Regions from separate parts of the Homo sapiens genome. Here region 1 is linked to region 2. Evidence: read pairs that join two places in POLR2A ChIA-PET (ENCODE). Cell type or tissue: A673. All regions are shown on one strand. Each heading gives the region's core, and the rest is flanking DNA. Links, peaks and the distances in the headings are about the cores only.

What was found. ChIA-PET counts read pairs that join two places held together with the same protein. Peaks named below come from ENCODE experiments on the same cell type or tissue, not always from the same donor. Only the 100,000 strongest peaks of a DNase experiment are listed, where the experiment ranks them.
Region 1: POLR2A ChIA-PET joins it to region 2 with 14 read pairs; 8 of 35 experiments call an interaction of 5 or more read pairs at or near these places.

Annotation. Positions count from the first base shown.
Region 1 is chr12:93,421,097-93,436,102 of GRCh38, reverse strand. The region is part of intron 1 of UBE2N (ubiquitin conjugating enzyme E2 N); the gene reads left to right. Among named protein-coding and RNA genes, the nearest start is that of UBE2N, 13 kb to the left of the region's middle. RefSeq lists an enhancer at 9,665-9,714. In A673, for the core only: no CTCF peak of the experiment used is centred there; no DNase peak of the experiment used is centred there; H3K27ac peaks cover 1,039 bases.
Region 2 is chr12:92,995,822-93,010,827 of GRCh38, reverse strand. It overlaps LINC02413 (long intergenic non-protein coding RNA 2413), which reads right to left. Exons shown (of 4, transcript XR_945212.3): 2 at 6,855-7,091; 3 at 4,599-4,734. LOC643339 (a long non-coding RNA gene) reads left to right here. Exons shown (of 5, transcript NR_040096.1): 4 at 6,230-6,314; 5 at 7,005-7,070. Among named protein-coding and RNA genes, the nearest start is that of LINC02413, 13 kb to the right of the region's middle. RefSeq lists an enhancer at 2,552-2,861. In A673, for the core only: no CTCF peak of the experiment used is centred there; no DNase peak of the experiment used is centred there.

The sequences.
Region 1 (15,006 bases), core at 7,995-10,494, 420 kb before region 2:
AATAATGAAAATGATAAAATACAGTCTTGGGAAAAAGTAGTTAACTTACCCTAGGGGTTGACTTATTTGATTAAAACCTAGTGAGTCAACCTGCTGGAATTAGAATTTTACCAGTCTTTCGCAGAATTTACTTTATGTCTCCCTTCCCCACTGGTCCCTTGTCTATGGTGCTTAAAAATTTACTTAAGAAAATACATTTAATTAATTTTTTGAAACAGGGTCTCTGTCACCCAGGCTGAAGTGCAGTGGAAAAATTTACTCTTCTATTTGGTGTGATTTAGCCTCAAATTCTTAAAAATCAGATACAGTCTGATTTTACATTGAGACTTGAGTTTACTTTTTTAATAGGATTTTTTGAAGTACACACATTTTTTCCTGTTACTGTTTAAAAGCCACTCATTTGATAGGTATTCTAGTGCATAAGGTATTTTTTTTTGTAAGAAAAGTGATTTAGAAAACTCACCTTTTATTTATTTGAGACGGGAGTCTTGCTTTGTTGCCCAGCCTGGAGTGCAATGGCACAATCTCGGCTTACTACAACCTCTGCCTCCCAGGTTCAAGCAGTTCTCCTGCCTCAGCCACTGGAGTAGCTTTACTCTCTGCCTTGAACATTTTTTTTTTCTTATTTTGAGATGAAGTTTTGCTTTTGTTGCCCAGGCTGGAGTGCAATGGCGTGATCTCGGCTAACTGCAACCTCTGCCCCCTGGGTTCAAGCAATTCTCCTGCCTCAGCCTCCCTAGTAGCTGGGATTACAGGTGTATGCCACCACGCCCAGCTGATTTTTGTATTTTTAGTAGAGGCAGGGTTTCACCATGTTGGTCAGGCTGGTCTCGAACTCCTGACCTTTGGTGATCTGCCCACCTCGGCCTCCCAAAGTGCTGGAACTACAGGTGTGAGTCACCGCGCCTGTCCTATCTGTTGTTTTAAGCTCTGAAAATACTTGTCTGATAATGTTTTCTTCCAATTAAAAAAAGGCATGGAAAAGTTACCATGATGTTTCAGAAATATATGTACCTCCAGGTGGGGGCAGGGAAACTTAGCCAGGTATGGTGGTTCATGCAGTAATCCTAACAGAAGACTGAGGCAGGAAGATCCCTTGAATCCAGGAGGCCGGGGCTGCAGTGAGCTATTAGTGGCACCACTGCACCCCAGCCTGGGTAATAGAGGCAAGACCCTGTCTCTTAAATAAATAAATAAATAAATAAATAAATACAAACTCATTATGATGAAGACAGATTTGTTATAAGTTGTAATTAAAATCACCTTTGGAATTTAAGAAAAAACTTGTAAAAAATTTGACTAGGAACAGTGGTTCTTTAGTTCTTTCAGTTGTCTCACTTAAGAATTTTCTGACCTCTTCCTAGGAAAAAAAGCTATTTTTTTTAACGTATGACTTCTGGGGATTCAGATTCTTGCCAAGTTTATTTGTGGATTCCCTAGGTCTCCATGTGCTCCATGTTAAGAATCCTTGAACTGCTTTTGATAGTGATTAAACTTTCAGGCTCTAAAGATACTGTTTTAATATACTATCTAATGTTTTGATTATGAAATGTGAGCATAACTGAAAGTAAGTTAAAAATAGCAGTCAGTTCAGTATTCTTTTTTAAGCTCCTCTGTGTCAAGCAGTTCCTTTAGTCCAGATTGATCAACTCCTGCACAAGTGAAATTAAGTTTTGTCAAATTATCAAGTACTTTAGTATTCACTGTGCTAAATGACTGTGACTGGAAATGTTATGCATTTGCTTTGCTCAAGTTTGGAATTTTTTCCACACGTGTTAATGACCACTCTTAAAACCAGAGTTTTTTTTTGTTGAGACGGAGTCTCGCTCTGTCGCCAGGCTGGAGTGCAGTGGCACGAACTCGGCTAACTGCAATCTCCACCTCCCAGGTTCAAGCGATTCTCCTGCCTCAGCCTCCCGAGTAGCTGGAATTACAGGCACGCGCCACCACACCCAGCTAATTTTTTTTTATTTTTAGTAGAGACGGGTTTCACCATGTTGGCCAGGATGGTTTCAATCTCCTGACCTCGTGATCCACCCACCTCGGCCTCCTAAAGTGCTGGGACTACGGGAGTGAGCCACCAGAGTTTTACACATTAGAGAACATCTGTTCTATCCTTTTCTTTCTCTGGTGAGGAATTTGTAGGCCAAAGAAGTTGGATGACCAGATTCCTGATGTACAATTCGGTTCTTCTTCTTTTTTCCCTATACCTTATAGGATAGTTTACCTGTGTAAATGGATTTAAGAAGAAAATATGCTACAGATTCAAGTTGTATGGATTCTGAACACACATTATGTTTTCTGTTATAATGAACTATGGATGCATATGTGCTATAGAAATAAATACTAGAAACAAGGAAATGAGGACAGCAGCATCCAGCAGGGGCTTTTGACATTACAATTATAGTAATCAGAGTTCTGATTTAGGTGCCAAATTCGTATCTTATACAGTGCTGCTTTCTAAAAACAAAATAAATATGAGAGGCATAGTTTATGTAATAATATTATATCAAGGAAAAGAATTCTTATGTGTGTATGCGAAAAACGAGTTGGACTGTTGTTTCATTAGAGTTGAAATTTTCTTTGCAAATGTAATATATGAAGGAATGAATGTGGATATACCAATTAGGCAATTAAATAATAGGGAATCTTTTAACTTCAGCTAAAATCTTAGCAGCTTTTAAAATTTCTTCCCAAGTGAAGTGATTGATGGCCCTAGGGTCTTTTGTGGCAGAAACATGACTGTGTGGTTGGAAGAACTGGATAATTGGTTAAGAGCCCTCAGAATCAACAGAAATACTTCATTATTATTCATTCTTTCAAGGGCTACATGACACCATTGGGGGCATTTTATATTTTTTAAAAATCCTGGCCAGGCGCGGTGGCTCACGCCTGTAATCCCAGCACTTTGGGAGGCCGAGGCAGGAGGATCACAAGGTCAGGAGATCGAGACCATCCTGGCTAACATGGTGAAACCCCGTCTCTACTAAAAATACAAAAAAATTAGCTGGGCGTGGTGGTGGGTGCCTGTAGTCCCAGCTAGTCGGGAGGCTGAGGCAGGAGAATGGTGTGAACCCGGGAGCAGCAGAGCTTGCAGTGAGCGGAGATCACCCCACTGCACTCCAGCCTGGGCAACAGAGCAAGACTCCGTCTCAAAAAAAAAAAAAAACCTGAATGAAGCTATTCTAAAATTTCTTGAGTACTTAGGCACAGACATTTTTGGTTTTGAATTGGCCAGTAACTGAGATGCTTCTGAATAATTAGGATTCTACTGTAATTTAAAGTAATTTTAGATACTGGTTTCAGAATCTAAGGTTGACATATTTTGCATTAAAACAACTGGCTATGTTGTCTTTAGATTTTCAATTTTTTTTTTAGTTTTCAATACCTTCACATTATGTCTCTGTCAGTTTGGTTAATTTTGGGCAAATGAATTTATATTTTGAAAGTCTTTACAGTTCTAGGGATTGAAGGCATTGTAGTTAAGGAAACACTAGAAAGAACTAACAAATTTATATCATGAAACCATTGGTGATTTTTTTATTGCTCTGTAACTTTCTTAAGATTATAGCTTATACTCGGGAAAATGTTAGTAAGTAGCTGTTTTGTTTTGTTTTTTTTTTTTTGTGACTCTTAAAGACAACTAGATTACCATCTTACTATGAGGCAGGGACAAAGTGGTTTTAGTAACATAGGCCGATCCCAAGGCCAAATTTCAGTTTTCTGTAACCTTGTGATTTGCGTGTCTCTTTATTATCCATTCATGAGATTTTTTTTCAGTTCAATTAATTGGACATTCATTGAATGCATAATATGCATTTACCAGTAAGCCAGGTGAACAAGAAAGGCATCCCTGTGTAATGGAAAACACAGTCATGAAACAAATTTCTGTGGCCCAGGCTGGAATGCAGTGACGTGACTTGGCTCACTGCAACCTCTGCCTCCCGGGTTCAAGCAATTCTCCTGCCTCAGCCTCCTGAGTAGCTGGGATTACAGGTGCACGCCACCACACCCGGCTAATTTTGGTATTTTTAGTAGAGACAGGGTTTCACCATGTTGGTCAGGCTGGTCTCAAACTCCTGACCTCGTGATCCGCCCGCCTCAGCCTCCCAGAGTGCTGGGATTACAGGCAGGAGCCACCGCGCCCAGCCGAGGAAGTGTTTTTAAACTTGAAGAGTAAGAGTTTGCTGGGCCAAGAGAAGGAGGGAGTGTGAGTGAGTTTTTGGCACATGGGGCAGCAGATATGAAAGCTGGAAGGAGAGACAGAAAGCATGGCATCATCTAGAAATATAGTATGTGATGGATAATAGAATCAGGGTCTCATCAAAAATAATTATTACTGTTTAATGACTGTGTTCAAAGAGTTGGCATCAAGAATTGTTAGGCAAACAAAGTGTTTCTAATTATGAAATTCATATTTAGTCTGTGAACTATTCACTAGCATGCAGTGTGGCAGCTGTTCCTGAAGTGAGGTTGGTCATATAGTTTTTATTATGTAAAAATAGACATCTTTCATTGGCATCGTGTACCAGGCACTGTTCTAAGCATGTTACGTGCATTAATTTACTTAATTCTAATTGCAGTTTTATGATGTGTGGATATTAGTATCATTCCTATTTTATAGCTATGGGAACCTGCACAGAGGGACTTATTAGTTTCTAGAGCTATGATTTGAACCCAGGTGGTCTGATTCTGTAGACTGTGGATACTGAAGAACATGTCTATTCCTAGATAATAACTGGCAGTGCATGTATTTTTATACTGTATCATTTGGACACATGAAGTGGAAACATGTTTAAGAACAGGATCTAAGTGCTTAGCTTACTTGTTTTGGGTTGTGTTTTGTTTGTTTGGTTGGTTGGTTGGCTTTTTTTGAGACGGAGTTTTGCTCTTGTTGCCCAGGCTGGGAGTGCAATGGCACGATCTCGGCTCACTGCAATCTCTGCCTCCCAGGTTCAAGCGATTCTCCTGCCTCAGCCTTCCGAGTAGCTGGGATTACAGGTGCCCGCCACCACACCCGGCTAATTTTTGTATTTTTAGTAGAGACGGGGTTTCACCATGTTGGCCAGGCTGGTCTCGAACTCCTGACCTTGTGATTCGCCCGCCTTGGCCTCCCAAAGTGCTGGGATTACAGGCATGAGCCACTGCGCTTGGCTGTGTTTTTTTTTTTAAGATAGGGTCTCACTGTGTTGCCCAGGCATGATCATGGCTCACTGCAGCCTCAGCATCCCGAGTAGCTGGGATCACAGGCATGCACTACCATCCCCAACTAATTTAAAAAAATTTTTTATATATATATAAAATATATATTATGTACAATATAAAATATATATACATATATAATATATATTACATAGAGACAGGGTCTCCCTATGTTGCTCAGGCTGGTTTTGAACTCCTGGGCTCAAGTGATCCTCCTGTCTCAGCCTCCCACAGTGTTGGGATTACAGGCGTGAGCCACTGAGCCTGCCGCTTTTCTTGGTTTTTTTTAATCAGAAGTCTCTTTATTGTAATTTAATTAGAGGCTTTCCTACAAACATGAGACCCTGTTTAGTAACATAGTTCACTTTAAGATGGAATGCCTCTGGTCTGGATGGCATATTCTTTTCCTCCCCCTCCCCACCCAGCCAGTCCTGGATTTGAGGAATTTTGTGGTTCTGGTGAGAAGGGACTCTTTGCTGCTCTTTCTTACCGGCAAAATATACAGTCTTGAATCACTTAACGATGGAGTTACTTTCTGAGAAATGCACCATAGGCAATTTCATCATTGTGTGAACATCATAGAGTATATTTATACAAACCTAGATAGTGTAGCATGCTACACACCTAGGCTATGTTGTATAGTCTGTTGATCCTAGGCTACAAACCTGTTTAATATGTTACTGTACTTAATACTGTAGGCAGTTGTAATGCAGTGGTAAGTATGTGTGTATCAAAATAGGAAAGGTACAGTAAAAATCTGGTATAAAAGATAAAAAATGGTATACCTGTATAGGGCACTTAACCATGAAGGAAGCTTGCAGGACTGGAAGTTGCCCTGGGTGAGTGAGTGGTGAGTGGATTTGAAGGGCTAGGACATTACTGTACACTACGATAGACTTTATAAGCATTGTACACTTAGGCTACACCAAAAAATTTTTTAAAATGTTTCTTCAATAATAAGCCTTGGCTTACTGTAACTTTTTTATTTTATAAACTTATATTTTTAAACTTTTGATTTTTTTGTATTAACATTTAGCTTAAAACACACATCATACAGCTGTGCAAAAATATATTTTCTTTATATCCTATAAGCTTTTTTCTCTTACAATCTTTTTTAAAAAAACTTTTTTGTGAAAAACTAAGACATACACACACATATTAGGCCTATTCAGGATCAGCAGTATCACTGTCTTCCAGCTCCTCTTGTCCTACTCGAAGGTCTTCAGGGGCAGTAACACACATGGAGCTGTCATCTCCTGTGACAACAGTGCCTTCTGGAATACCTCCTGAAGGACCTGCCTGAACCTGTTTTACAGTCAACTTTTTTTTTTTTTTTTAACAAGCAGAAGGAATACACTCTAAAATAATCAATAAAAGTATAGTATAGTAAATACTAGGCAATAGGAATTTTTCAGTTCCATTATAATGTTGTGGGACCACTGTCTTTTGTGCAGTTGATCATTGACTGAAACTCATACAGCGCATGACTGTATTTAAAGTACCACTGAATCAGACTAATTTTAAACGAGAATTTTTTTTCTCAGTAAGTCTAAAAATATGTTAGAGTTATCTTGCATTCATTTATATATCAAGTTGAGTTTTGTGTTTTCTTTCTTTCTTTTTTTTTTTTTGAGACAGAGTCTCCCTCTGTCGCCCAGGCTGGAGTGCAATGGTGTGATCTTGGCTCACTGCAACCTCCGCCTCCTGGGTTCAAGCAGCTCTACTTCCTCAGCCTCCTGAGTAGCTGGGACTACAGGCGTGCACCACCACACCCAGCTAATTTTGGTATTTTTAGTAGAGACGGGGTTTCACCATGTTGGTCAGGCTGATCTTGAACTCCTGACCTCGTGATCCGCCCGCCTCAGCCTCCAAAAGTGCTGGGATTACAGGCATGAGCCACCGCGCCTGGCCTACACTTTTTCAAATAAAGTGCACTGTCCAGGACCCTGTCTTTATTGTTGTGGTTCAGGTAAGGGTTAAACTAAAAGTGCTGCAAGTTCTGTTCAGGGGCCAGCACTGACTGTGCTTAGAGAAGTACTTGGCCAGACCTTGCCTATTTCTTCTCCTAGTTTAATTGGCAGGGCTGCTGATGTATTGGCAAGGATGCCAAGACAAGAATCTATGGGCTATTTTCTCTGAACACTTGTTTCTAGTCTGAGTACTTAGTTCATGGTTATACATTGGAATTATCTGGGGAAGTTTGTAAATTTAACATTGCCAGCCCAACATATTTTTGTTGTTTTAAGAGCTGCTTATGATTTTAGTGTACACTTTGCAGAAACACTGGTCATATGTGTGCTTGGCTTCAATGCAAAGATGGGTAGAATGGGAGACAAAAGTAAAATCATACAGCTAGCACTGCTTTGTATATTGAATACAAAGGCATCAATGGGAACACCAAAGAAGTGACAGACTGGCCTGGAAAACCCTCAAGGTTGGTTTAGGGAAAGGTTTTTAGAGGATGATATTTGAGCTGAATTTTGAAGCATAAGTAGAAAAGGGGGAGTAGAATGTCGACATACCAGACCCAGGAGATATTTGAACTAAGACTGTGTAACTTGAGTCAGCATGTCTATGCTTGGATCACAGATACTTAGCTTCAAAAGTAATCTTTTAACTTGAAGTTTCTTTTCTTCAGAAGTGTAGTCCATGAATATATATTCATTACTAAAATTTCTGTTGGCTGGGTGCGGTGGCTCATGTCTGTGATCCCAGCACTTTGGGAGGCTGAAGCAAGTAGATTGCTTGAGCCCAAGAATTTGAGAAAAGCCTGGGCAACATGAAGAAGCCCCATGTCTACAAAAAAATACAAAAATTAGCCAGGTGTGGTGGCACATGTCTGTAGTCCCAGCTACTAGTTGGGAGGGTGAAATGGGAGGATCACTTGAGCCTGGGAGGTTGAGGCGGCAGTGAGCCAAGATTGTGTCACTATACTCTAGCCTGGGCGACAGAGCAAGATCCTATCTCAAAAAACTGAAAACTCTGTTAACATGCTGTGAATATGTTATATACTAAATAGTCAAGTAATAGATATTTATTTTCCCTTCACTTACTTTTACTATTCCAATCTCTAATTCATCGGTAAGATTCCAAAATCTCACTGAATATTGAAGGAAAACTCAAATGCTTCATTTATTTTTTTGAGGTATAATTCTCATACCATAAAATTCACCCACTCAAAGTGTACAGTTTAGTGGTTTTTTCATGTATTCACAAAGTAGTACAACATCATCACTTGCTAATTCCAGAAGATTTTTGTCACCCCAAAAAGAAAAACCCTGTGCTCATTAGCAGTCACTCTACCTTCAACCCCTGGCAACCATTTATCTGCTTTCCAATTCTATGGATTTTCCTATTGTACACACTTCATATAAATGGAATTATACAATATGTGGCCTTTTCTTTCTGGCTTCTTTCATTTAGCATGTTTTCAAGGTTCATGTATATTGTAGCATGTATTAGTACTTCATTCCTTTGTAAATATTTTACCTGAAGTGTTTTCTAAATAAAACCTTTTAAAAAGTGATAGTGCTGAAGGGAAGCAAGGTAGAATTTTTAGGAGATAGGTAATCTGTATTGGCTCTCATAAAACTAGTCACATGTGAAGCCTGCATTGCTTTAGAACAGGGATTTCCAACCTTTTGGCTTCCCTGGGCCACAGTGGAATAAGAATTGTCTCATGGCTGGGCATGGTGGCTCACGCCTGTAATCCCAGCCCTTTGGGAGGCTGAGGCGGGCCAATCCCTTGAGGTCAGGAGCTCGAGACCAGCCTGGCCAACATGGTGAAACCCTGTCTCTACTAAAAATACAAAAATTAGCTGGGTGTGGTGGCACACGCCTGTAATCCCAGCTACTTGGGAGGCTGAGGTGGGAGAATTGCTTCAACCTGGGAAGCAGAGGCTGCAGTGAGCCGAGATCGTGCCACTGCACTCCAGTCTGGGCGACAAAAGAAAAAAAAAAAGAATTGTCTTAGGCCACACATAAAATACACTAACACTAATGATAGCCGATGAGCTTAAAAAAAAAAAAATCTGCTGATGCACCCATGAGAGGGGAGACAGCACTGTCGTCTCTCGCAGTTTTCCCTTAACACTCCCTTATCTGCAGACTTAAACTAGGAGCCCCTGGCAGAGTCCTACCTCCAGAATCACAAAAGTGTAGAAGGAAAGTGAGAGACATTGATTGACTTTATATCTGACTTACTAGTTTCCTAAGGCAGAGATTTTTTAGAAAACTGCCTGGCCTGGCCCAGCCCAGGATAGATAGGGATGGGTAAGAAGCCCTTGAGATGTGGCAGTATGTGGCTTGACTTCAGACTTGTCAGATTAGGGGTTTTATAGGGTTTTTTTAGCTCTTGTTTTGATTAAGCTTGTTTGACTTGCAGGGTGTCTCCTACCTGTGTTCCAGCCACCCGATTTCCTTCCTCAAGAAAACTGTTTACTTACACTATTCAAATTAGTTATTCTCAGGGCTATTTTTATGACTTTGTAGCTTTTTTTTTTTTTTTTTTGGATGCAGTTTCACATAATAACATTGCTGGCTCGTGTTGCTAGCAAGAACTGATTCCAGCATTTATGTTCTTTGAATGTATTGTCGCATTCTTTCGGAGACTCAAGCTGTCCACATGAAGTGGATGAATTTGACCCAGTATTATTGTCCATCGTACTCTATTGTAATACATCAGCCCTAGTGTGTAAGTTTGTGCTTATTTCAGTTACATTAAAATCTGAGTTGTCTGGATCATTTCCTCTTCTGGCTTAGTAGTGCAGGACGAGATAATCTGAAATCACAGAAGAGTAAAAAATCTGCTGAGTTATTTACTCCAGCTGGATCTCTTAAGACTGTTCAAATTTCAGACCTAATTGATAATCTGTGAAATATTAAAGTCCCTAACCAAGCTGTTTCATTTCAGATTCTTCCCAAAACCTTGAGGTAGGGGAAAGAATCATCTTTAATATGTCAACTCGTGATTATTGAGGCAATGATCACTTTTTTAAATTGAGGAAAATGCTTATTAGATTGTTGAAGCTGCCTAGAGGGGCAAAAGAAGTGATAAGGCTGGTATCTCTGGTGCTTCGTAATTGGTCCATTTAAGTGTATGACCTGTAGGAATAGTGTCAAAGCTAAGGCTTTTGGACAGACGTGTGAAATAGTTTGTAAAGATTCGGTTTGGAGTCTTGCAAGTCTTTTTTTCTGCATACTCCTGCTCTTTGCAGTCACTGCTTGGCTAGGCCTACTATTTTTGGAAGTTCTTGAATTTCCTTTTAACCCAGTCAGTGGTTTTCCTTACTCTGTGGGGTTGGTCTCAGGTAGTTCTGCAGTTGATCTGTTCATTAACCAGTAAGAAATGCAAGACACACTGGTGTCCAACATTGGGTCTGCAAATGTTAGACACAGGCCTTGATCTCTAGGAACTAGTTTAGTTGGAGAGACAGTAAGGTAGCAAAGTGTGTAAGGGATGGCTTACAGAAGGTTCATTCCTACTGTAGTCTTTTGCTGACCTCTTAATTGACAATTGACTTTCAAGATGGTAGAAATGCTGCTTTTCATGACTAAAATAATGTTTTATGGCTCAGAGAGCCTTACTTCCTAATTCTCTAGAGCAAAACACTGATTTAGGGAATATGAAATGTATGTTTATGTATGGCAGGAACAAAGAATCTGAGGCCAGACTCTTGAGTTTGATTTCTAGCTCTGCCAAATATTAGCTTGGGCAACCTCATTTGACCTCTCTGCTTCTTTATCTGCTTAATATACTAATCTAGCTCTATGGTAATTGGAAGGATTAGAATGTAAAGAACAGACCCTAACGTAATACTGAGCCTTATGTAGTGTTGGTTATTACTGTTTTCTGACTTTGCAAAGATGCTGCTTCACCATAAACATAAAAAGATTGAATGTCTTCCTAGTGTGTGGGAAAATGGTTTGTTCGTTTCATAAACGAAACAAAGTTCATTTATGTATTTGTTTCACAAAATAGATAACATTAAATATAACTCTCTGAAGTGAGGCATAGATTTTGTGAAAGCACAATGAATGCTCATTTACCGACAGTGGATAGCAAAATGGGATGTTTTGGGTAAATAACATTTTGATTTCATTAAAATTATCATATGTGTAATCCATTTTCCATGGGTTAGGTAATAATAAAGTTGATCTTTGCAACTGCTAAATTGAAGTTTTATTTTTTAATCCAAAGTATTTCACTGTATAACTTCAAGAGGCGCCATTTATGCAGACTGTCATACGAATGGTCCTCTCCTGAAGCTGTGCGGTATGGTTAGCCCTGAGAGAGGATGCTTACTGTGTGGGAGACAACCCTCCAATATCTGCATGCTTTCATGTTTCCTAATTTATCTCAGAGTTAGTATGCAGAGTGTGAAAGACTGTTTTAATTTTTCTTTCCTGATGGTTTGGATTTTATACAAAATTGTGTTACTGGTACAATTGGATTGAGAATGCAAATCTGAGCGAAATGTAACTTGTTTTTTTGTTTGCTTCGCTGAAAAGTTCAACTGCTCTGCTTCCATCTGTTCTTGTCTTGCCTTACCTATTATGGAGTCCTCAGGCATTAAATTTTGTTGTGATTGCTGCATTTGAAACCAGAAGTAACCTGAAGAAAAAGGGTCGAGTAAGTAAATACATGGTAGCTATACTAGTATAGTCACTAGCTTGTAGGCCAGGAAAAGTACCTGTTTATGCCGTATGGTTTTTAAAGAATATTGATTTGTCTGTAAATCAACTAGCCTTGAGGAAAGTGGCTGCAGTGACACAGGAGTGAAAAAATGTAAACATATTAAACTGTTTTTAAGGGCTTTTGTCTTTATCAGAACAACAACAACAAAAAACATTCTAGAATGTTAATTGGATTTTGGTTATTAGGAGAATGGCTAATTTTATTTAGATTAATTTTATGTATTTCTTTAATGAGCAAGTGAAAAAAACTTGGGAAAAAAGCAGGTGCCCTTAGCAACAAATTTTCTCTTTATTTAGATATTGAACGTTGGCATAAATACCAGGATGACAGTTCATAATATCCTTCTCCTTCAGCAGGGAAGACTAAAACAGTAATTATAGGCCTAAAGAATGTTATTACAAAAGGGGACCTTCCAGTAGAAAGAAGCATATAGCAATAAGATTCAACTCATTCTAATAATAATAAAGTATTCAGACAATTTTGGTGCTATAGAGAACCTTTTAAATGTTCAAGGGACATTTTAGAAGGCTGGAGAGGTAAATGATTTGTCTGTGGTCACATATCACATTGGTACAATTAAAATTGGAATTAAATTCAGATGTGCTAACTCTTGAGCCTCTTCCCCCTCCCCACGCTAGGTACACCAGGCTGCTTAGTTGAATTTAACTGTCTAATGTGAAATTAGCTCCTCCTCTAAAAGGTTTTAAGTAGAAGTTCTTTGATAAAGAGATTGGTTGACTTGTATGCTCTCCTCTTTTGACTTCATTTAATCCCAAAGAGTTATTTAGCTTCTTAACGTATTTACCAGCCCCCAACCCCCTCCTGCCTTGGTCTGCTAACTCTTAACCTTTTCTTCACTTCCTTTCCTATTGAGTTTAGACTTCATTTTAGCAACCAACAGAAGCCAGCTTTGGCTAGTTTAAGCAGAAATGATATTAAGAGTTATTAGTTACCTCACACATTCTTCAGGAGGGCCAAAGAAAAGAGGGAGCCAGGAACAAACTTCAGAATCACATCACGATGATTTCAGTGCTCACACTGTGTGCAACACATTCTACAGTGTGTGCGGTGTGATTATTGATGTCAAGCGCAGAATGCTACCACTAGAACTCTGCTGCTGTCTTAGTGGTAACTACTGCAGTTCTCTCCAGAATGGGTTATTTCTTTGCTTGTGATGCGCAAGAAGTGCTGGATGCATACTACCAACCTCATTTTGCCCTAAATGCTTCCAGGCAGTCCTTTTGTGTGACCACGGGTAAGTTTTTCTTTTTCTACAAGTTACTTAAAATTTTTACAATTTTCTTATCTCCCAGCTCCAACATTATACTAAAGAGTGGGAGCTAAAGGAACATATGAATGAGTGGGGGAATTTTTAACATTGTTTAATAGTTAACATAGACAAATGACTAAAATTACACATAAGGGCCTGAAATGAATTACCAACTTGAAAAAAACAAGTAAAATTTTATGAAAGAAAAAACCCACAATCTACATCATTTTTTACATAAAAGCTGGATCAAAGAAAAAAACCAAGTTCACTGGTTTTTGCTAATAAATCTTATTATTTTAGTGTTCACCACATAAAACAGGCTTTTAAAAAATTTCCCTAATTTTAATTCAAGATGAATACAGAAGAACATTTCCTACCTCACCTACTAAGTTATATACCCACTCCCAGAACCTAAAATATGCAATAGGTTTGTTAATAGTGCCTCGAGGACCATGGCACACAGCAGTCCCAATGAACTGTGTTACTAAGCTAGGTCCTTTCTTTTCATTCAGCATTCTGAGACATCTCTGTCAAATCATTCCTGAGATAACAGAGTTCATTAAGATAGACAGCTACATTATTTAAATCACTAAAGTCTTATTTTTATTTTTTGAGCTGGTGCTAAGAAAAGTTCAGGCAATGAAGTGTTATGTCATTCATCAAATCAGGAACCATAGAAAATGGAGATGCTTGACTGCCACGAGTCTACTAATTATAGTGCTGAATATTCAAAGGACATTTTTACCACCAAGAACTTCATGAGTGTTTTATGAAGGAATAGTTGACACCATCTTTAGCTGTGATGCCAATATTTGGAAATCTTTGAAAAAACAAAGAGGGAAAAAAGATGGAGACGAGGTTTTTAATCTTTCCAGAAAACTTTAAAAATGTCTTTAGAAATAAACAAGAACATAATAGCCCTGTAATCTGGTTCTGCTCTTCATATATTAATAGTATCCTAACTCACACCTCCTGTACCTTAAGACCTTGACTACTCACAATGAAATAAACTGCTGGATGCCAAGAAGTTTTACTCTTCCTTCCAGTTATTTAATACCACAATGCCATGAACAAAATAGCAATGAGTAAACATTTGTAAGTAAATTTATATTTCAAAGTCACGAAACATTTTAGAGCATGTTGATCTCATGCACTATCAAAGATAGGCAAAATGGTTTACCATCTGATAATTCCAAGTCAAAATAGTATATACCAATTTTTCAATCAAATCAGTTTTTTTCCTATTTTTATCTTAATAAGACTATACTTTTCTGGTTACCAGTTCAAAAAGAAAAAAAAATTTATGACATTATGGCTTAAATTTACCTTTTTCATGAAGCACCACTTCACGATTATGAAGGGTTGAAAATAGCCCTTTTAACTCCCGTGCTGTTTACTGTCCCTGCCAAACATTAGACATTTACTGCTTATGTAGTTAATTGTCTTTATTGTATACCATCAAGATTAGGAAACATGGGCCGGGCCCGGCAGATCACGAGGTCAGGAGATCGAGACCATCCTGGCTAACACGGTGAAACTCCGTCTCTACTAAAAATACAAAAAATTTAGCTGGGCGAGGTGGTGGGTGCCTGTAGTCCCAGCTACTCTGGAGGCTGAGGCAGGAGAATGGTGTGAACCCGGGAGGTGGAGCTTGCAGTGAGCTGAGATTGTATCACTGCACTCCAGCCTGGGTGACAGAGTGAGAATCTGTCCCCCCAGCCCCCCCAAAAAAAAAAGAAAGAAAAAGATTAAGAAACACATCCTGAAACCAGACTGAATAGAGCCCAGCAGCTTGGATTTGAATCTTCACTCTGTCATTCACTAGCTTTGGTCGATT
Region 2 (15,006 bases), core at 6,299-8,798:
AAATTTTAATGTTATAAATGTTTCTAAATGTATATAAAACTATAAGTATATCCTTTAAAATTATCTACGGTTAACAAATTGTATTTCTTGGGAAGAGCTCTTTTGTATTCTGACATTATGAACTTCCTACATTTTTGGTGTGGAAATATCCTTTCCTGTCTGAAATGATGGCAATGGTAGCTTTTTGTTATTGTTGTTATTGGCAAAATTAACAGTTTGGCAACTCTATGTTAGCTCTTTCTACTGCCTTGGGAAATTTTGCTGTCCTGAAAACTTAAAGTCTGAAAACTACTAACCTAGGAACGCTATTATTCTAAAATATAGGAGAATTAAATAAATGATTTTTAAAAATCCTATATGAATTAAAAACTCATTTGGCTGGGGGAAGGCTGGGAAAAAAAAAGAACTCAGAAACTTTGGCTGGTTTCATTAGTTTGTGTTTCACATAATCCACTGTGTAAAATTTCACTTTCTCCTACCACTTCTTTACTAGGTTATTTTATAAACACCAAATCTGAAAAGAACTGAAATTGTAGAAACTGGAATATATTATAGTTCCGTAGTATCATATATCACAACTCTTTAGAACATGTATTTTTCACTGAATGATACACTATAAAGGTTTGCTTTCATTTGTTGTCTGTGTGTTTGCTTTGATATTTTTGCTTTTGATGTCACATGAGTACGATGCATTAGTGAAATTTGCAAAATGTGCTCTGTAATAGTTGGGGTAGCTTCTTATGTTTGTATCAAAGAAACTAAGTTGATGAGAAATATGGAAATGTGCTTCTGAGTTTAGTAATTTTTTCCCTTACATTGTATAATGTAAGCAATAGACCCATTCCATTAAAGTGTGAAAATAATTTCCTCATGAATTCTGTATCAATGTGGGAAATTTTAGCATGTATGGTTTTACTATGCCTAGCTGCTCAAAGGCTGTCTAAGGAGGTAAAAATAGGCACTGGTTGGATTTTCCCTTCATTTCAGTCCATGCACCAATTCAAATGAATCTAATTTTGCCTGATTAGAAAGCAGATCCCCATCCCTTTACTCCATTCCATGCCATCTCCATTTCAATGAGCTGCGGAAGGGAAACACCATTTCTCTGACACTGACAGTTTCAGAATGAGACCATTTGCAGAGGCTGAGTGTTTCGCCCATAGCAGGTAGTTTTACATCAATTTGCATTAATAGCAAAATTGGAAGAAGTAGCTTGTTAGTATTTTCCTGCTTGGCCTGAAGACTAAAATATGCGATGTTGAGTCCTATACCATTTTGAAAATTCATTTCCCTTTGGAATATATGTGCATTCCAAAATTGACTCAGATTAGAGCTTTTACTGTTGATATTTAGAAACAGTTTGACAATGGCTGCTTAGATACAATGTGTTGCACTTATCCCAGTTTAATTTCAATTTTATTTTTATTGCAAAGAAGGAGATGAGAAAATGTCAGGTCTTAATTTGGAGTAGCTCTTTATGTCCAAGTAAACAGAGAGTAAATTCTTTATTGGCGTCGCTTCTTTCAAATAATGAAATAGTTGATGGAGATTTCTCTGTACATAACAGTGATTTGGCAAATATGAAAATGTTGGGGAGCTCAGAGAACAGTAGAAAAGGTCACGTGTGGTCGCTCACGCCTGTAATCCCAGCTCTTTGGGAGGCCGAGGCAGGAGGATCACTTGAGCCCAGGAGTTCAAGACCAGCCTGGGCAACATGCCAAAACACCGCCTGTACAAAAAATACAAAAATTAGCTGGGCATTGTGGCCCGTGCCTGTAGTTCCAGCTACTTAGGAGGCTGAGGTGGGAGGATCACCTAAGGTAGGGAAGTCGAGGCTGTGGTGAGCTATGATCATGCCACTGCATTCCAGCCTGGGTGACAGAGTGAGACCTTGTCTCAAAAACAAACAAACAAAAAAAAGGAGCCAAACATCTCAAGTTGATGAATACATGAAAATGTAGCATCAAGAACATTCAGAAAAGGGACATAGAATTTGGAGATGAGAAATAAATTTGCAGAAAATACTTCAAGACACCAAAAGTTCCCCAAAATTTTAAGCTAAAACTACATGTGTTAAGTTATTGTTAAGGAATAGAAGAGGTTAATATTTTTAGCAGGAAGAAACTATTAGCAAATCCACAACTTATACTTTTATTTATTCTTCCATTGTGAAGGATACACATATGTTAGCTTAAGTAGGATCTCCTGCCTTACACAATTTCACTGTGGAAAAAATAATATTGACCAAGCCTCTGATCCTGCCTGACATGAAATTGATGATACACATTTAGAATCATGGAATTTTTCAGCTGGAAAGCGCCTTTGGATGACAATTAAAGGCATTAAAAATGTGTGTCCTTCACACCAGTTTCATTTACAATAAGTAATCATAAATGCCACAAAGATAGAAAGTTTAAATAATTATACTGGACAATAGTGCAAATGGGGTCCTCGTTGATGAATGTATTAATTCTCTCTTCTACTAGTGGGTAAAGCTCTTCATAGAATTCTAAAATTTTTGATCTGGGCAACACTTTGGGGATGACTGATTTTGCACAGATGAGGAAACTGAAACTGAGATAGGAGAGTTGACAACATGAAAATCTCACAGCCACTTAGTAATAAAGCCAAGTTCAGCATAGAGAAAGACTGAGCTTTGTGCAAATAGAACATTAGGGCCTTTATTCAGGGAAGCAGCCTTCTTCCACAGACCAGTATGGACTCAGAGGAGGGTGGGAGACACAAACTCAGATAATAGTGAGAGACGAGGAACCCAGACCAGAGCTGAACCTTCTTTGAAAGGCTCTGTGGGAGACCAGAATATCTTCCCCAAAATATGAAGGATTGTTGAGCTGAAGATGCTCAAGAAGAAACAGGTACAGGAGAGGTCTCTGCCTCAATTTGTCCAAAAGGAGGACATAGATTTACAAAGGCAAAAAATATCCTGGCCACCAACCCCCGCCTTTTCCCTCAAGAAAAGTTTAACCACTGAAGACAGCTTTAGACCCTCATCAGCCTAGAGTCGGAACCAGAGGAATTTGCATTGGCAGGCTTTCCTAACTAGCGTTTATCTGCTGTTTGTTTGCTTTTCCTTGAGTTGCCAGCCTGCTCACAGAAACTCAAAAAGTCCTTTCTTGTTGTCTTGCCACTTGTCTAAAAATCTATTGTTCTTTGTTGAAGATGCTATATATAAACTGGAACTTAAAGCCACCTCTTTGAAAACTCATTCTCTGGATGTCCCCCATGCGTGTATAAAATATCCATATTAATAAACTTCTGTTTTTCTCCTGTTTGTCTGTTGTGATGGGTCCGTTCCAACTAAGAACCTGTTGGAGGTTATTGTTACTTCCCTGCAGCTCTTTCTTGTCTGTGTGTGTGTTCATCGTCTCCTTGGTAAGAAAGAACTGTTAACTTAGATCAGAAACTCACAGAATATGATTTGTAACTCGTTGTATATAAAGGATCCTAAATGAACTGTTTCGAAACCCAGAGACAGTATGCCAGAGTGGCCAGGACCTTGGGCCCTGGATGCCAATTGTCTGGGTTTGGTTGTAGGGTGAGAGAGCGGAGAAATCGCCATCCAAACCCTTGTAGGTCATGACAAAGTTTTGTATTGTTATCCCAAGAGCTTTGGGAATTCACAGAGACGAGTGTGTTCCAATTCACATCCAAAAAGCTTATGTGAAAAACCTCTGTCCATTACTAGTTGTGTGAATTTGGGCAAGTAATTTATCCTGTCTGTGCCACGAATTCTTCATGTAAAATGACACCCGCCTTTTACTGTTGCTAGGATAATTAAATGAGATAATGTTTTAAAATGCCCCAAACAATGCCTGGAGCACAGCAGGCTCTCAATGGACTCTAATGGGATTCAGCTCTGCATTTCCCATAGTATGACCATGTGGGCATCATAAGTGGTAAAAGAAAGAAAAAGAAAACACCCAAAGGGAATATAAAGGTTGCTAATAGAAAGAGAAGAAAAGATGTGGAAGTTGAGAAGGAGAAGTTACAGTGGTCTATAGACTCATTCCAGGATTGGTGCGAAGTAGGAGATAAGTGGCGGAGAGGCTCTGGGTTTTGAAATTGGACTTCAGAGACCTCTCACTTTTAATCTACAGCCCTTTGAAATGCTAGTCATGCATGAACAGCATCCTATGCACTCCAGCACTAATAAATTTTTCAGCAGCTCCACTTTGAATTGAGCCTAATATCTACAGCACAGTTATTCTCTGAACCATAAGAACAGTGATCACAGCAAACTCACAGTGAGGGAAGATTTGCTCAGTTTGGCATTTGAAGCTTGCTAAAACCTTGGCTCAACCTGAATCTAATTCATACAGCTCCCTAACCTAAAGGATGCTTAAAACATTTTCCTGGCTCAATATCAAGCCCAGGCTCCCTAAGGCAGCCAGTCACCACCTCTCTCTTCCATGTCATCTCACTGCTCCTGGCCTTAAACTTCGTGCTCTCATAGCAACCCTGAGTGACCTGGAGGCCCTCTTTCTCCCTACACACCAGTACATTTTCTAACCAGTTTCTTTGCTCAGAAGTGTCCTCTCCCCGCCTCGCCTGCACGATTGCACGTGATTCCTACTCACCTCCACCAGGAAGCCTTCTCTGATGCCTCTGACTGGGAGAGGTACCCCTCTTTGCATAGCCTGCTCCACACATCATGTTAGAGTTCCTGGTTCCTCTTGATGACTCTGGGCTCTTTGTATCCACAGTATTCAGTGCCTGGCTTAGAGAAGGCTGTTGTTATCATGAGCGAGCCCTTTGATCCATGTAAACCGCTCACCCTCTGTCCCAGGGCTTACCATTCTTACTGGGATATGTCCCCTGCATTTTCAGAATGCCTGAAACTCTTGCTCGGTGTATTGTGTGCCTCTTTGTGTCACTGTGTATTTTGCTATCTGTTTAAGCCTTTCCCAAACACAGAGTATTTGGGAGAAAGACAGCAAGCAGCTTTTCCATCTCTATCCTCAAAACTTTAATTTAATGGCCAAACACATGGAGGTGCTTGATAAATAGCTGTCAGTAATGAGATGTTGATTTCTGTCTTCACTCTAGCTTCCACCCTTTTCCCATCAAATCCCACTCATCCTTAAGGTCTACCTCTTCCATGGACTGTTGCTTTTATTTTTCTTTAGAACACTTAGTCATTCACTGTACTTCACTTTTGGCTTATTATATTCTTATTTATTTATTTATTTATTTATTCTGATACAGGGTCTCACTCTGTCAATCATGGCTCACTGCAGCCTCGACCTCCAGGACTCAATCAATCCTCCCGCCTCAGCCTCCCAAGTAGCTGGGACTACAGGCCTGTGCCACCATGCCCAGCTAATTTTTGTATTTTTTTGTAGAGACGAGGTTTTTTCATGTTGCCCAGGATTTAACTGTTCTGTGTATGTACATAAGGTATCTCATACAAAGTTGTTTTTTTTTTTTTTTACAAAATTGTCTGTGTCTCATATTCTTTTGTAGCACTCTCCCCTCTGATATGTAAAATCATTTTCCTTCTTAACCTTACCAGGTTGAGATGAACAGGAAAGGACATCATATAAAAGCAGGTGAATGCCTTGTGTATACACGTTTGGGAAAATATGAAGTGTAGGTCTGGTGGGTTTGGGGAGTGATAAGGAGAAAATGAAACTAAAAGGACATTTTATAGAAGCATATTTAAGGATTAGCTGCTTAAATAATTGTTGTATTCATTAGCTTAATGAAAATGCTGAAAATACCTCAGAAAGGTGGAATAAAATGGGTCAAAAGTAAGAAAGACAAAAACATTAGTTTGGCTAAAGAGGGCAGTGCTGTGTGGTGGTCAGACCTTTGGTGTTAAATGAGCTGAGTTCCATTCCTTGCTCCTCCATTCACCATGAGACTTGGGCAAGTAACATCATTTCAAACCTCTGTATATCAGTAGTCATTTCAAACCCATTGTATAACAGGGCTGAGAGTACCTACCACATAGAGTTATTGCAACAATTACATGAGCTAATGCAGATTAATTCAAAGCCTGAGACAAATTAGCTTTTATTTTATTTTATTTTATTTTGGAGACAGGGTCTCGCTCTCTCACCCAGGCTGGAGTACAGAAGCATGATCTCGGCTCACTGCAGCCTTGACCTCCCAGCCTCAAGCAATTCTCCTGCCTCAGCCTCCCAAGTAGCTGGGCCCACAGTCATGTGCCACCACACCTGGCTAATTTTTATATTTTTTTGTACAGATGAGGTTTCATGTGCTGCCCAGGATGAGCCACTGTGCCCGGCCAAATGAGCTATTTATGATGATCATAAGGACACAAGATAAGGGTAAGGATGCAAGAGATTGAAGTGTAGAATTACTGTTGGTCACCGGGGGTGGTGGCTCACACCTGAAGTACTAGCACTTTGGGAGGCTGAGGCAGGAGTATTGCTTGAGGTAAGAGTTCAAGACCAGCCTGGGCAATTAGCAAGACCCTGGTCTCTACAAAATATTTGAAAATTAGCTGGGCATGGTGGCATATGCCTGTAGTCCCAGCTACTCAGGAGGCGGAGGTGGGAGGATCCCTTGAGCCCAGGAGTTCAAGGCTGCAGTGAGCTATGTTACCACCACTGCACTCCAGCCTGGGTGACAGAGCAAGACCTTGTCTCTTGAAAAAAACAAAAAAGAAAAAAACTATTACCATTGGTTAGTAATTAAGGAAGCAAGAGGCTTTTCATATGGAGCCAGCTGGGACCACAGCTACTTGGGGAGCTGAGGTGGGAGGATCGCTTGAGCCCGAGGCTATGGTAAGCTGAGATTGCACCACTGGACTACAGCCTGAGTGGCAGAGCCGACTCTGTCTCTAAAACAAAAACAATAGTACTTACTTAACAGAACTACTGGGAGACGTAAGAGGTATAATAATTGTAGAATGCTCTTAGCGTAACATCCATCATGCAGTAATTGCTCAATAATGTTAGTAAAATCTCCCAATGAGAAAGTTCAACATTATCTTCAACTCTTCTTTCTTGCTCCAGAAATCCAATCAGTTGCTACGTGCTGATGATTCTGATTCTGGCCCTGCAGTATCGCTTGCATGCACCTCCTCCTCCCTGTGCTCACTGCTGGAGAAAAGAGAACCTTGGCTGATGATTTATGGATCTACAAGTAATCGAAGCTTAACTGCCACAAAAATAACTTTATCCAGTCCTCCCCCCCTCCCCTGCACCTTCTCTAGTTAGCGCTGTAAGAACTTGGTTGCTCAGGTGGAAGGCATATAGATTGTATTGTATTTGAATAGCTCCCCAGGTAGCACAGTAATGTCTCTGCACTTGATTAAATAAGTCAGGTCAATTTTTCTGCAAGTTTTCCTCCATTGCAGCACTAACATCCACATTTAATTTGTTGCTTTATTTAACACCATCATCTGCTTTCAGGGCAAAATAAATAAAAAGGAACAATGGCCGGCCAAGGTGGCTCATATCTGTAATCCCAGCACTTTGGGAGGCTGAGGAGGGTGGATCACAAGGTCAGGAGTTCAAGACCAGCCTGGCTAACATGGTGAAACCCTGTCTCTACTACAAATACAAAAGTTAGCCAGGCACAGTGGCACGCGCCTGTAGTCCCAGCTACTTGGGAGACTGAGGCAGAAGAATCGCTTGAACCCAGGAGGCGGAGGTTGCAGTGAGCCAAGATCATGCCGCTGCACTCTAGCCTGGGTGACAGAGCAAGATTCTGTCTCAAAAAAAAAAAAAAAAAAAAAAAAAAAAGGAACAATTTGCCAGAGGAAAACCAGTTAGCTAAACCTGCTTTGCTTTGGCCAATCCCATGTTATGTGTCAACTGTCTCATTACAATTTGTTTATTTACAGGGAAGCCGCCAGTGTCTAAGATGTAAGGCATTCAGAAAATTGTGCAGATGATGGATTCACAGTACCTAGAATCCCCATGACTCAGTTTTCCACAAATGTGCTATTTGGGGAAATGCACACAGATCAGCAACTATTCACTTTTGCTGGCAGCACAAACATTGCTGACACGCACTCTTCCAAATTGCAAGCAGTTTCCACAGTGAAAACAATGAGAACAGAATCACAGCATTAAACAGTTGGCCGGGAATTTTAGAGATAACTTAATCTACCCCTTTGTTCTGGACACAGTCCTGTTTTAAGCTGTTTTGAATAGATAAAAAGTCCATGTTATTTTAATAGGTCTTCATCAGTAACCGTCTTCAAATATGACCACTCTCCAAATTAGACAGTAATTCCTCCAGTCTGGACCAGACAGTAGGGTTTCCTAGCCCAGAGCATTTGTCGACTTTCTCTTGTTGGTAAACAGCCAATTTCAAGGGTTTACCCATCTCTTCCCTGTATGTCTCGGGATTAAATTCTGATCTGTCTCAGCTTGCCAGTGACTGGTTTGGAGGGGGAAAGTGACCCAGTTCTGTGAAATAAAACCGTGGCAGGTCAGGCAAGGGGAGCTCCTAGATGCTTTTCTTGCTCCTAAAAGAAGACCTGTAGAAAAGCAGGTCATAGCTGCCATAGCTCCCTTGCCTCCATGAAGAGAACCAGCCAAAGATAAGGCCATCATAATGATGGTGGCAGAGCACAGATATGGAAAAAATATGGGTCTTTTTTTTTTTTTTTTTGAGACAGGGTCTCCCTCTGTCACCCAGGCTGGAGTACAGTGCCACAATCTCCACTCATTGCAACCTCTGCCTGCCAGGCCCAAGTGATCCTCCCACCTTGGCCTCCTGAATAGCTGGGACTACAGGCTCATGCCACCATGCCCGGCTAATTTTTGTATTTTTTATACAGACAGGGTTTCACTATGTTGCCCAGGCTGGTCTCAACTTCCTGGGCTCAAATGATCTATCCACCTAGGCCTCCCAAAGCTCTGGGATTATAGGCATGAGCCATTGTGCCTGGCCAGAATCTGAGTCTTTGATAATATTATTGAGACGCTGAATCAACCAACCTGAAACCACCCTACCTCAGAATTTTTTTGCTATGTGAACTAGTAAAATGTCTTTAGTGTTTATAGATTGATGACTAGAAATCAGTGGCTTTTTTTGTTTTTTTTTTTTGGTTGAGAATTTTACTGTAGAATGACATTCAAGATTCCATTCACAGGTAAAAGTCATTCCAGAGAATGGAACAATATTTGACATGCAAGCATTTAAAGAAAGGAGAGGTAAACAGTGGTAACTACTTCGGATTCACTGAGACCAAGCGTGCCAAGCTAAACATTCCTTTTTTGATAGGATTAGTAGATTACATGCCGGAGGAAGTCACCACCATCACATATTGGATTTCAGCAAGCATTTGATAAAATTGCTTATAATATTTTGGCCAATATTGGATGGAAAAATATTGAGGAGATGATGTAGTGCTGAAGAAAGACAAGATGCTGAGGAAGACAAGACTGGTTAACAGATCATGGCATTTTAAAGGTACAGTGACAGCCTTGAAAAAGAAAGAAATTCTGTCATTTGCAAAACAGAGATGGACTTAGGGAACATTATGCTAAGTGCAATAAGCCAGGCACAGAAAGACAAATACTGTATGTCTTCACTTATATTTGGAATCTAAAACAATCAAACTCATAGAAACAGAGAGTAGAATGGTGGTTACCAGAGGCTGGGGGCTGGGGGAATGAGGAGTTGATGGTCAAAGTATACAGCCTCAGTTAGACAGGAGGAGCAAGGTTGTGTTTTGGTTTGGTTTTGAGATAAATTGCACTGCGTGGTGAAGGTAGTTAATAATCGTGTATAGTACTTTTCAAAATTGCTAAGACAGTAAATTTCCAATGTCTTCACCACAAAAAAAAAGTATTTGAGGTGATGTATATGTTATTTAGCTTGATTTAATTACTCCGCATTGTATTCATAAGTCATAACATCATGGGCTGGGCCTGGTGGCTCACGTCTATAATCCCAGCACTTTGGGAGGTCAAGGCGGTAGATCGCTTTGAGCCCAGGAGTTCAAGACCAGCCTGGGCAACATGGCAAAACCCTGTCTCTACCAAAATTACAAAAGCTAGCTGGGCTTGGTGGCGTGCACCTGTAGTCTCAGCTACTCGGGAGGCAGAGGTGGGAGGATTGCTTCAGCACGGGAGACAGAGGTTGCACTGAGCCGAGATTGTGCCACTGCACTCTAGCCTGGGTGACAAAGCCAGATCCTGTCTCAAAAAAAAAAAAAGAAAAAGAGAACCATAACATCACTTTGTACCTCATAGGGATAGAAAGGGGGTGATCCCTTTTCTCCCCATCCTGAGGGTCCAAGCTGACACTCCTATAAAAAAGGACAGGTTAACAAGAGAAAAGCATACAAATTTATTTAATCATAGTTTTATATGACATGGGAGCCTTTAGAATGAAGACCCAAAGATACAGGTAAAACCATCCATTTTTATACTTAGGTTCCATGAAGAATGGACCGCAGTGTAGAACTGTGTTTGGACAGAAAAGGTATAATCTTATGGAAATAGACCGAGTGGGGAATCCCAGCAAGGCCTGTCTGTTAAGGTTCTTCCTGGCCTCTCTGTGCAGCTGTCTTCCTTCCAGGTATGAGGCAGAACCCTTTTTGGAATGAGTGTCTTATGACCTATCGTTAAACAATGTAAGTCAGAGATTTCTTTATGGCCAGGTCTTACACAGGAAGGTCGGGGAGTGGCAGGAGGTTAGAGTAATGTTTTTAGGTTTTATGGCTGGCTTTGAGGAACAGGAGTTCTAGTTTCTATAACACACCTTGGGGAAGAAGGATTATAGTTTTTATGGCTAGCCTCGGGGGAGACTGATGGGCCAGAGACAGGAGGGAAGGAGAAGGTCAGAGAGAACTTGCTTCTGAGGCTACCTCTGAGGCCTTCACTTTGGGATATTGTTTTCTGAGCCACAACAATCTCATAAATATATACAACTATAATCTGTCAATTTACAATTAAAATAAATTTTAAAAAATAAAGATACTGTGACAGGTAACAAACAGATACATGGTTCAGGCAAACAAAGAGGATGGGGGAGGTTGGCAAGTGTCTAATGGGAATGGTGGGCACACTAATAAGTGGGCAGTGTACTTGAGTCAGGAGCAAATGGTAGTCCTCGGCAGGCAAGAATGGGCACCACAGAAAGATGGACAGGCCACAGGCTTGTAATTTTAGTATTGGGGTATGGGTGGGGAGAAGTCTCTGCATGAGGATATATGCAAAATGGATGAAAAGATCCCAAGTTTAAACATGTTTTTAAAAAAATATAAAGGTACTCCAGTTAGAGAATAATGGGGATAAAAAGCAGTTTATTGAAACGGTAATTTCAGAAAGCATTGGCCAGGTGCAATGGCTCATGCCTATAATCCTAGCACTTTGGGAGGCCAAGGCAGGAGGATCACTTGGGGGCAGGAGTTCAAGACCAGCTATGAGTTTGGGCAACATAATGTGACATCATCTCTACTAAAAACAAACAAACAAACAACAACAACAACAAAAAAAAAACAAAAAAAAAAAACATTAGCTGGTTGGTGTCGCACATGCCTGTGGTCCCAGCTAGTCGGGAGGCTGAGGCAGGAGGATCACTTGAGCTGGGGAGGTCGAAGCTGCAGTGAGCTGTAATGATGCCGCAGCATTCCAGCCTGGGCCACAGTTAGACCCTGTCAAAAAAAAGAAAAAGAAAAAGAAAAAAGAAAGGGTCACATGCATGGCAGAAGCTCGGCTGTTAGCCCTAAGGGCCAGCACTGTACAAGGAGGAATCACAATCCTGTGCTGAGTTCTAGATTTTTGGTCTGGAGACCTTCAAATTCTGAGTATTATCCCTAGACAAATGGGGGAGACCACGCCCATAGAGAGAAGTCAGGTGGCCTAAGCTATAGAGAGGAGGGATACAAAGGGAAAGAATCAGGAAGTGCCTTATCCCCACGTAGGGTCAACCAGTAGGTCTATACCAGCTTTGTGGGAAAGCTCTTAATTATTTGTCTGAGAGCTTTGTCTATGACTCTGACCTATTCAAATAGTCATTATGAACTTGAATGAAAACAAGGATATGAAAATAAAATTTGTGAACAACACAGAGTTAGAGAAAACCTTTAATGCATTGGCTTCAATAATCAAAAAGTTGAGTGTAGTTAAACCTGGATAAGATTATCAGCTCCTCACGTGCCTTTTTCCAAGTTTGCAATAAAATACTAATGAAGACCAAAAAAAAGAAATCATAAAACTCAATTCACAATACCATATACTGAGACAATGTATGAGAACTGGCTTGTTGTGAGAATCTCAGAGGAATTTCCATGAATGGCAAGGCCAAGAGTGACTAACTGAAGGAGTTAAGTAGTGGATCCCATGTGCTGATGCAGGAAGCTTGCTTGAAAGAGTGTGTCTTGGCCGGGTGTGGTGGCTCACCCCTGTAATCCCAGCACTTTGGGAGGCCGAGGCGGGTGGATCACGAGGTCAAGAGATCGAGACCATCCTGGCCAATGGGGTGAAACCCCGTCTCTACTGAAAATACAAAAATTAGCCGGTGTGGTGGCACGCATCTGTAGTCCCAGCTACTCGGGAGGCTGAGGCAGGAGAATTGCTTGAATCCAGGAGGTGGAGGTTGCAGTGAGCCAAGATCACCCCACTGCACTCCAGCCTGCCAGTGGAGCGAGACTCTGTCTCAAAAAAAAAAAGGAAAAAAAAAAAGAAAGAGTGTGTCTTTCGCCTCTGCTTTCTGCCTCTGAATCAGAAGCCCAAGACCAATCTCTACCAGAAGCATAAACAACTTCAGGTATTTAGCTTAGACTGTGTGTGTGTGTGTGTGTGTGTGTGTGTGTGTGTGTGTGTGTGTCAGAGAGAGAATTTTTTATCCTCTCCATCTAGTAAGCCAGTTTTGTGCATACCATTTATCAATGTATTTTTTGTTTCACCAAGGTTTTTTTTTTTATTATTAATAATGGAGATGGGGTCTCACTATATTGCACAGGCTTGTCTCGAACTTCTGGCCTCAAGCAATCCTCCCTCCTTGGCCTCTCAAAATGCTGGGGTTACAGGCATGAGCCACAAAGTTTTGATGCCATCTCTTTCATAAATCAATATCATGTGGTCTGTTTCTGGGTTGTTTCTATATTCTGTTCCATTGTTTTATTGTCTGTTCCTGGGCATTATCAAATTGGTGGTGGTGTTTTTTAATTACCCTGGTTTTGTTACATGTCTTAATATATGGTAGCCAAATTCTCCATTTTCCCCACTTTTTTTTCTGAAAGTTGACCTTTTTCATGTAAATTAAGTAAGTACCTCTGACCCCCAAATTTTACTGGGATTTTGGTGAGAATGGTATTAAAAATCATAGACTAGTTTGGAGAGAATGAGAGTCTTTGCAATGGTAAAGAGTCCCCACATGAGCATGCCTTCTGTCTGCATGTATTCTTTAAGTGCATCAGGACCATCAACCCAAAGTGTTGTACAGGGCCTGCTGCATCACCTGACAGGCTTTGAAATGTCAACGCAGGCTCCGCCCCACCCCCGAGCTACCGAATCAGAATCTGCTTTTTAAACATCCCCAGGTTATCTGGAGGTACGTTAAAGTTGGAAAAATACAGCTTTCGTAGAATTTTAAAGATTTCTTCAAGAGAAGCTGGGCATTTTTGTTAGGTTAATTCCTAGGTTAATAGAGCTCAGAAAGGCCTCTGGAACTCTGCTGAACTCTATTCACAATTCTAAACAGATTCTGCCAATTCTCTTGTGAGTTTTCTGTGAATATTTATATCATCTGTAAATAATGACAGCTGAGTCTCCTGACTCTCTTTCTTCTGATCTTTTTGCTTACTTATGTCTCTTGATCAAAATTCCCAATATTACATGGAAGAAAAGGTAATTTAAAAGGCCTCATAGAGGCCGGGCATGCTGGCTCATGCCTGTAATCCCAAAATACTTTGTGGGGCTGAAGCAGGACTGTCTCAAAACAATTTTTAAGACAGAACAAAAAAACAAGAGGCATCCTAGCTCATTCTCAACCTTAAAGGAAATGCTTCTAATATTTACCCAAGAAATGTTAAATTTGCTGCTGATTTTTGGCAACTTAAAAAACTTTTTATCTATTACTGGCTTTGTAAACACCTTTTTCAAAAGTTCACAATTGATTCTCATATATAAGAGAAAATCGTGTGATTTTGTCCTTTAGTACATTAAGGTGGGCTGGAATTATGGGAATGAGCCACCATGAGCCAAACATGGCTCATTAACATGGGCCAAGGCAGAAGCACAAAGTTTCTCAGGGAGATAAATTGCTCTTATTAGATGAGCTTGATAAGTATTTGGAATAAAAGAATACATACCATGGCTTCTAAGATCAAGTGTGAAAGAATACATACCATTGTTTTTTTCCCATGGTTTTTTGGTTCAATAACCTAGATAAACTTTGAAAATGATTTGTAGAGATGAATATCCTCAGCCATCCCTCATGCAGCTATTTCCATGGTATGACATGGCAATTACCTCACGGTCAAGTTCTACTTTTGTTTATTGTATCAAAACCTGATGCTCTCGACCAGGTGCGGTGGCTCACACCAGTAATCCCAGCACTTTGGGAGGCCGAAGCAGGCGGATCACTGGAGGTTAGGAGTTCGAAACCAGCCTGGCCGACATGGCAAAACTCTGTCTCTACTAAAAATACAAAAATTAGCCAGCCATGGTGGCAGGTACCTATAATCCCAGCTACTCGGGAGGCTGAGGCACAAAAATCGCTTGAACTAGGGAGGTAGATGTTGCAGTGAGCCGACATCGCGCCGTTGCACTCCAGCCTGGTCGACAGAGGAACATTCTGTCTCAAAAAAGAAAAAAAAAAGTGATGCTCTTAACTTCAATCACCACCCCTGTATAGGTGTGGTGTAGAAGACCCGGGCACAGCAATTTGATATACTACCCCCGTGCACGATCTTTTCTCTATAGTTAAAAATTCTGATCCGTAAAGCCCAGTGTGGTTTACAGTTGTGTGTGGACTGAATGGAAGCCGCTAGTCCAAAGGACACCCCATTGCTGAAATGTAATGTGCCAAGCCAGGATTGTCTGTTCT